Regions from separate parts of the Homo sapiens genome. Here regions 1 and 3 are each linked to region 2. Evidence: chromatin contacts called from ENCODE Hi-C data. All regions are on one chromosome and are shown on one strand. Each heading gives the region's core, a stretch centred on a gene start or an enhancer-like site at or near the end of the contact. The rest is flanking DNA. Distances are from core to core; before and after follow the strand shown.

Evidence for each region. A loop is a pair of places that touch in the nucleus more often than their neighbours do. Pooled maps may share reads with other maps.
Region 1: a loop to region 2 is called in a pooled map, with 9 times the contacts of the local background. The contact joins two enhancer-like sites. A Hi-C loop is called at or near these places in 7 of 37 single-sample maps with no recorded cell type and 5 of 50 pooled maps.
Region 3: a map with no recorded cell type shows a loop between it and region 2 (12-fold over the local background). The contact joins the promoter of LINC02179 here to the enhancer-like site in region 2. A Hi-C loop is called at or near these places in 8 of 37 single-sample maps with no recorded cell type and 2 of 50 pooled maps.

Annotation. Positions count from the first base shown.
Region 1 is chr16:49,440,181-49,442,880 of GRCh38, reverse strand. All of the region lies in intron 2 of LOC105371244 (a long non-coding RNA gene), which reads left to right. Among named protein-coding and RNA genes, the nearest start is that of LINC02179, 25 kb to the left of the region's middle. RefSeq lists enhancers at 1,125-1,404, 660-1,607. Within about 2 kb of position 1,365, at least 8 of the 41 ENCODE cell types and tissues checked have a DNase peak (open chromatin) inside an H3K27ac peak, as active enhancers do.
Region 2 is chr16:49,365,452-49,368,151 of GRCh38, reverse strand. No RefSeq gene overlaps it. Among named protein-coding and RNA genes, the nearest start is that of C16orf78, 7.0 kb to the left of the region's middle. Within about 2 kb of position 1,336, at least 2 of the 41 ENCODE cell types and tissues checked have a DNase peak (open chromatin) inside an H3K27ac peak, as active enhancers do.
Region 3 is chr16:49,464,692-49,467,391 of GRCh38, reverse strand. It overlaps LINC02179 (long intergenic non-protein coding RNA 2179), which reads right to left and starts at 1,286. Exons shown (of 2, transcript XR_243442.1): 1 at 1-1,286. RefSeq lists an enhancer at 2,115-2,616.

The DNA.
Region 1 (2,700 bases), core at 116-2,615, 75 kb before region 2:
GGACCCGGCAGGTAGTGGGCAGGCATTTGCCCTCCATCAACCACATGTGATTTCCTGGAGGAGAAGGGGCAGTAGAGAAGGGGCAGAGTGGCAGGGCTGGGATGGACCTAGCTTAGGGCTTGTAGGTCAGGGAAGTGAGGGAAGTGGATGTCAAGATGGAAGACACAGGCACGCTTTGTTTGCATCTGAAATCAGTGAGAATAGCTTTCTCTTCCACAAAGAACTGGATCTCTTTCACCCAGGTGAAAGGTGCTATTTCTAGCTCTTATTTCTTAATGAAAATGGCCCTCTCAGTCTGTCCTGTTTTTCTCTACTTTTGGTGGTGACATTGGAGCAGAACGATGGCATTTCCGCTTTCTATAAGAAAGAGGGCCAGGCTTGTCTAAGAACCCCCACCCCTAACTCCTAGCCTGGCATCTTCCATTAAACTTGCAGAGATGAAACAGGTGACTGACATCTTGGGCTGGGGGGACAGACGTTTAGAATTAGCTCCTGGATGCATCCAGGAATTCAGATCTGTGCTAAAACTCTCTATAGCTCCAGAAGACTGGCTTTTACAGTGGCTGTGCCCTGGAGTCTCAGAGACTGTCCTGCAGATTCAGGAAGAGAGGTGTTGTACGGACTTGCAGATTTTCTGTCTCACCGTCCCATTTAGACACAGGAAGACAAGAGAAAGTTACCTCTAGGAGGTGAAAGGAGTAAGTTTTTTGGGGGGGTCAACTGAAGATCTGTGTGAGAACCTTTTCCACACTACAACAATAGACTAAAAAAAATTGACTCAGCTTACATAGAATGCAATTGTTTTGTACAATTATTTTGCTTAAAAAGTGAAAAGGGTTTTAGAATTGTGGTTTTGAACTTGTTAGTAATTTTGATTTTTCAGTTTTATTCTTGTATTTTACAGTCACAATTATTATTATTTTTTTCTTTTTAGATCTCAAGCATGTTTAATGGCCCCCGAAAAGAATCTATAGACCCCACACTGTTTATGGGGTAAATCAAGCCTCTGGGTCTGGGATGGAAGAACCAGAGTGTGGGGTTTCAGAGAAGGGTAGTGGGGAAGAAGCCACTTGCTCTGGAGCAAGTGATCATTGGGCCTTCCCTGGGATGGCCCCAGGGAGCACGCCTCTGGCCGACCTCCACCGGCCTGCCAACCCAGGCTGCGGGGGCGGCTGCGAGTCCCCCGAAGGTAAATGACGCGGCATCAGCGGGGTCCCTGTGTCAACTGCATGATGGCTTTCAGGCCTGGGGCTGGTGGCTTCCTGTCTCACCGCTGAGAGCGAGGCTATTTCAGGATCTCGCTGCTTCCGTCTGTTCCGGGGAGGGCAGGATGGAGGGCGGGCAGTGGAGAGGAGGCGGAGGCCCGGGTCTACATCTACCAGGTGTTTCAGAGGCAAACTTTCTTTTTCCTCCTGTTTCTGCTGCCCACTGCTGGTGGAATGGGTTTGTCAAGTTGGCATTACTTTCTTTGAAATGCTTTTTATTCACTGCTTTTGGAGTAAAAAACAAAACTCAGTCATATCCCTACTCAAGGCTTGGATAATTGCCCAATACAGCAACATCTTCTGTAGTAAAATTTACCTTCAAAAATCCTGTGAATCATTAGGACCTGATGGGTTCTGAGAATTTCACTTATTTTGTTTGTTTGTTTGTCTCTTGGGCATTTTAGCTGTGCCTTCCCTGTCCCTGGGGCGATGGGGATGAGGGAACAGTGACAGGGTCAATAAATGCGCCTCTGCCTGCCTATTTCTCTCTCCTTCTCTTTGTCTGCACTCACTTAGCTGAATTTGGGTAAGATGGTTGTTTGTGGGAGCCAACCCCATTGTACTTCTGCACAGTACGTTTACTGCTGTCAGAACACTCTCACACGCACACGCACCAAGCCATTGTTTGGGGAAACTTCCCTGGCAGGTCGAAGGAATGGAATTGCTGTCTCCATTTCCCATCTCAGGACGCTGAGGCTGGGAGAAGGGGACCGGCCTGTGCGGGTTGCAGGATGCGTGGCTGGGGTTTGAAGCAGCGTCCCCACCCCCGTGCGTGGGCTGTTGCCATTGCCCCACGTTTCTCACGTTTCCCCTTGGCCTTACTTGAGATTCCCTGTTCCCTGTGGAGGGGCCTAGGAAGGGCCCCTGATTGACTTTTGGCCCCAAACCGTGACTCTCTCTCAGAGGTGGCTCAGGGAACTTTAATGATTTAGGGCAGCGCTGCTTAGCCAGGGGCAATTTTGTTTCTCAGGGGACATTTGGCAGTGTCTAGAAACATTTTTGGTTTTCACAATTGGGGGTTGCTACTGGCATCTAGTGGGTAGAGGCTGTTAAACACCCTGTAGCCCAGAGGACAGGCCCCTCCTGCCCTGCAACAAACAATTATCCGGCCCAGAATGTCAACAGTGCCAAGGGTGAGAAGCTCTGGTTTAGGGGAGTGAACTCCAGGTGGTTAGGAACTATCGCCACATATTTCTTGCCTTCTTCTAAGCTCTCGGTCCATGATGTTCAGCAAGGAGTCACTGAGCACCTCCCACACGCATGGCACACTCCCATCTAGGCTGCCTGCCTGTGCCATCTCCTTACACTCTCAAAGGCATGGTAAAGTGGGTGAATCTCTCCATAGGACTCATGAGAACATGAGGGTTTAGAGGGTGTCACCGTTGGGTGTCCTGGGAGGTAGGCTCTGGGGTGGATATTTGTATGCAGAACCAGC
Region 2 (2,700 bases), core at 87-2,586:
GGCTGCATTAACGGAGGTTCTTTACAGATGCAAGCGTTCCCCTACAAAAGATGGCTTTGCAGGGCCATTTCAAAATATGTCAAAGAAAAATCTCTTGGGATAAAATAGTTTCATTTCCTTCAGGGTCTTCTATCTGTCATGTGATGCTATACCAGCGTCAGGCTGGAATTTGGTATCTTATTGCCAAAGAATCTGTTTTGTGAAACTTGGGATCTCTATTTTAATGTTAATTCTGGTCAGTTGTGCCTAAACTCCATAAAGGAGGGACTATACTGAGGCGTATTCAATCTTCCTTCTTACCAAGGCCAGGAATTCAATTTTTCAGGTTTCTCTTGTCCCAGAGAGGTCTGTACAGTCAATTAGGGGGACTTAGGATTTTATTTTTGGCTTACAAAGGTAATCCCCCAAATTTCCTAAATGTCTTTTCGGGAATGGTACAACCCCACTGAAAACTAACAGCATAATCAAAACTGTCTAGACTCTATTTCTGCAGTTCTTGTGGGGGGCAAGTTCTGTTTTGAAAGTTTTCCATGGCTGAAAGTTTATCTTCCAAGGTCTATTTTTTCCCTGAACATTCATGCAAACAAATCAACTTTGAAAGAGAAATGCACTTTCCTCAAAGGATATTAAACTTGGGCTGAAAAGCTTTATTACATTTTTTCTGACTAGAACACCTCAGAGACACTGGTGGTGGAAGGGAAACAGAAGCCCAGGTTAGTTTCCCAAGGGGAAGGAGAGGCAGAGTGGGTCTGGAGTGGCTTGGCCCAGGGACTAGAAGGCACTTTTGCTGGGCTCCTGGCCTTGTGGGATAAGGGTGTATTTAGAAGGCATCAAAGTCAAACCATGATGTTAGTTATGTCTCCAAGAGTAGAAACTTTCTTCCAATGATCTGGGTTCTTTAATCTCTCAGATACCCTCCCATTTCACAAATGGCTGCTATTATTAAACTTGAGAAATATCCCTGGCTTTTCTTATTTTTCCTTCTTTCTAATTTCCAAATTCAAACTGAAGTAGAAGCTCTTTTATGGCCTAGTCTCTCCAAGAAACATTTTCTAATTTTTATCCTGAAATCCTTCTACTGAATGTACAATGCACATTGATAGAATAAAAACTTCAGCTGAATTAAATTTAAAAGAGTTTAATTGAGCAATGAAGGATTTGTGAATCAGGCGGCCTCCCAAGCCAGAGTAGGCTCTAAGACTCCAGCACAGCCACATGGCAGAAGAAGATTTATGAACAGATAAAGGAAAGCAACATACAGAAAACAGAAGTGAAATACAGAAACAGCTGGGTTGGTTATAGGTTGGCATTTGCCTTATTTGAATATGGTTTGAACAGTTGGCTACATTTGATTGCCAAAACTCAGTAATTGGCACAAGTGTAGGCTACGGTCTGTTTACACTTCCATTTGTTACAGTTCATGATGTACAGAAAAACGTTTAGGCCAAAACTTAAAATATGTAAGGAGGGAGCTTTAGGCTAAACTTGACTTAACAACATTGATATTTATTAATGTCTACCTTATACTTAATTGCATTCCATTCATGCTATTATTCATGAGGCTTTGAGAGTAAAGACCACACCTGGTTCATTTCCACATCACCTGGGGTGTCAAGCACAGGGTCTGCCACATAGAAGGTGCTTGACAACTATTTTTTGCTATAATAAACAAATAGCAAATCAATGTGTAAATGAATGACTGAATTATTCAAATGAAACATTGAGTAGATAAAACCAGTGAGGGCATCAATCATTGAGTTAAGGTTAGAATGAATCACTGTATCAATATCTGTACTAGTCAAAGCATTTTTAGATGCCGAGAACAGAAACCTACTCAGACTAGCCCAAGTAAAAATAGCACTAGGAGAGGGCAGGCTATTGCTTAACAACTCAACACAGTGTTTCTCTGTTGAGAAGGAAGGAAGTTTCCACAAGGACATAGAAGTAATGATACCGTGTGAACTGGGCTGGAAAGCCCACACCCAAAATGTCTACTGGAAAATTTTACTGATAATCTTACAACTCAAGGCTCCAGGGTACACAGCTGGGCCTCAGGGTACTAGAACCAGAAACAAAACAGATGGGAGCCAAGGCTGAGGGCTCCACATCCCTCTCATTCCTGTCCATCTGTCTGTCTAGCTGTTGTGCCTTCTCTCCTTGTATTCTGGCTCTCTGCTTTTGTCTGTATCACAATCAGTGTCTTCTAGATCATTTTACCTACATCCTTTCTTTACAAGACATTTCAGCGTAGGCGCCTGCCACTGTAACAGTGAAAAGGAGGTCTAGCATGACTAACTCTATTTTGCTTCTAATCTCCCTCCTTAGGTGATGATTATCTTTTAGGTTACCTGCTTTTGCTTACTTCTGTATGTAGGCCAAGCCAAGTAAGGGAGGAATTTTAGCTCATAGTTTACCTTTAAAGCAAGGATGACAATAGCCCCTTCCCAAAACTAACCCCTGAGTAGATAAGGAGGGTGTACACATGGTTAATACTGTTGTGTTAAAGATTTACAGGAGCATCGTGACCTAACCGAGGACAGTGAAAGTTACCCTTGCTGGTGCACAGATATCTGTGGTCATCAGTAACCTTTTGACCACCACCCTCTCCTTCACCTCTTCCCATAACATTAAAGGAACCCCAAATTCATATGAGCTTAAGATGTCTTTAATCTTAAGTCCGTCATCTTGGTTTGCTGGCTC
Region 3 (2,700 bases), core at 37-2,536, 99 kb before region 2:
CCTTCCTCCCCTGCAGATGGCTATGAGGATGCATCCAGTAGAAGCCCCGTAAGTGCCTGTGTGGGGCTTCTTCTACCACAGACATGGAATTAGCATGAGTAGCCAAGAGGGGGAGAAGTCAGGAAGGCCTGACATAGGAGAAGGATCCATTTGTGAAACTTGATCCTGAACAGGAGGCTGAGAACAGGGCCTTGAAACAGCCCTGTGGACCAAATGGGGCAGGTGAACCCTCTTTGCTTGGCTCAGGTGGAGAGGGTGATTTGTTTTGAGATCTTATCTTATTGGACAAGTCAGTCATACGCCTGCCCTAAACAGCCATGGGCCATGGGGATGTGATGTGCTGACTGGCACAGTCATGTGTTCCTCCTGGTGCAGTCCAGATCCTGTTGCCTGAAGTGGGGATGGGGGACCCCTGGTCAACTATGGGGGACTACTGCCTCTTGGCAGAGAGGCACCATGACAACCCACCAAAGTGGGCTAATCAGGCCTCTGCTCTGATTTATTTGGAGTCATCCTTCCTCCTCTTGCAACTTCTATTCATCCTTAAAAACCCAGCTTAAACACTGCTGCTGGAAGCATCCCTGTGCAACTTCAACCTTCTCTGAGCCTCTGTGGTGCGGGCAGCCTCTGCCACATAATGTATCAACCTCCAGATCATCACTGCTCCAGCATAGCTGAAATATTGCCTATGGTTTGCCAAGTGTGGGCACGTTATCCTCATAACAACTGAGAAAGGGGAAAGCCCTCTGACAGCCTGGGCTGGCCTGGCATTCACAGCCAGGCCATGGTGTTCTGTTGGACATGAACAGTTCTACAGCCCAGAAACATCAGACAAGACCGCTCGGTAACCATGAAGGATCAAAACAAAGACGAGACCATTCTGTAGTCCTGCCTGAACGCAGACGAAAACGTGAACATCGTCCAAATGACAAAACTGCCCAAATGTTCCCCTTCCTGGCTCAAATGTTTCTTAACTAATTGCAGTTGTAGCTTTGCTCAGTTCCTCCTGCCGTCTAGAAGAGAATCATTGACATACCCAATCACAGAATTACCCTTGCTTCCTGACAGCATCCAGCCTAGAGAAACAGCCTGCAAAATCACTTAATGCGAGCCCAAATCCCATGATCAGTCCTACTAACATCCCCTCCCCGAGACATCCAGGGGTGCGCATTCCCCTCCAGTGCAGTGACTCAAAAAGCCAACTTTGTTCAACCGAAAGGTGTGTTCCTGGTAGCCTTTGGCCGGAGGGCATTGCATGATCCTGCAAAAGAGATGTTATTGTTCTTATGTCACGGGCAAGGGAACAGGGGTTCAGAGAGGTTATGAAGTTGCCTAACGTCACAAAGCAGGGAGGTGGCGAAGCTAGGGTCCTCAGAGCTCTTCCCATGAAAACTCATTCACATTTGTCCTTTCTTGTTTTACTTTACTATGTGTCTGTGTGTGTATTGTGTAGTCATCAGTGCTGTTTGGGATGCAAATGACAGAACTCAAACCAGCTCAAACAAAAACAGGGTTTGGCTCAAAGGCCCTGTGGTGACTGGCGGAGGCTGAAAGCAGGACTGTGTTGATCTCAAGAACAAGAGTTAGGCGCGCAGACCCTGTTGGAAGTCTCTCTATCTCCTGCCCTTGCTCCTCTCTCTCTGATGATCAGACTTTTCTACTTCTTAGTTGATGCAGCAGAAAACACCCGCTGCCAACAACCCGCAGTTCAGCTCCCAACCTCTCAACACAGATTGGAGTGAAGAACCCCGATTGTCCTCCCTGGGGTGCTGCACACCCCTGAACTATCCCCTGAGGTTGGGAGGTGGGGCTCCTGGCCGATGTGGGCTCTTCCAGTAATTGCACGTAAAATGGAGCTAAGAGCTGGGGACTCCCTGAAGAGGGGAGAGGAGTTTCTCGGCTGCCGTGTGCACAGCCGCCTGCAGCGGGACCCTCGTGCTGCTGTCTGGCGCCTCTGCTCCTTGTAGGTGGATCCCAGCTCTCCCCACCTCACACAGCCGGGTGCAGGGAAGCGCACAGAGGCCGCCGGGGCCCTCACATCCCGGAGATTTTTTCTTCTAACAAGGCCCAGTTGTGAGGTGGCCATCATCGTTAAGGGACCAGCCACAGCCCCGCCGGTCGCCACTCCTGGGTCCGGCCTCACCTCCCCCGCAACCCAGGGTCTCCGGGGTCTGGCTCAGCCTACGGTGTCAGAACCCGGGACAACAGTGCGGGCCCAGACCAGACTCCCAGCCCGCAGCCGAGGGAACCCCGCGCTCAGGCTGCCCCGGGGCTTTTCAGCCCTCTCCGCCTCCCCGCAGCCCATGCCCACCTCGCCCGCGCCCACCTCGCTGGCAGCCCTCACCCTCACCCTCACCGGGCGCTCGTCACAGCGCCCCCTACTGGGCCCCGGGGCCTCTCAGCGTTTCCGGCGCTCTTCACCTGACTGTGTCTCATTCCCCCCTCTTTTCTGAACACTCTATGTGCTTCAGCAATGAACTGACAAGTGTGTGGGTGTGTCCCTGTGAGAGTCCCTGCCTGTGTCCCTGTGTGGCTCTGTGTGTCCTGCTCTGTGTATTTGCTCTTCCTTTCTTCCCCTCCCCGTTTTAGGCGTTTCTCCGCCCTTCTTGCTCCACTCCACACCAGAATCTTTGCTCCTATGCGAGGTGAGTGGGGTGGGAGTTCGGGGTCCCAAGCATTTGGCCCTGTGGACCAAATGGG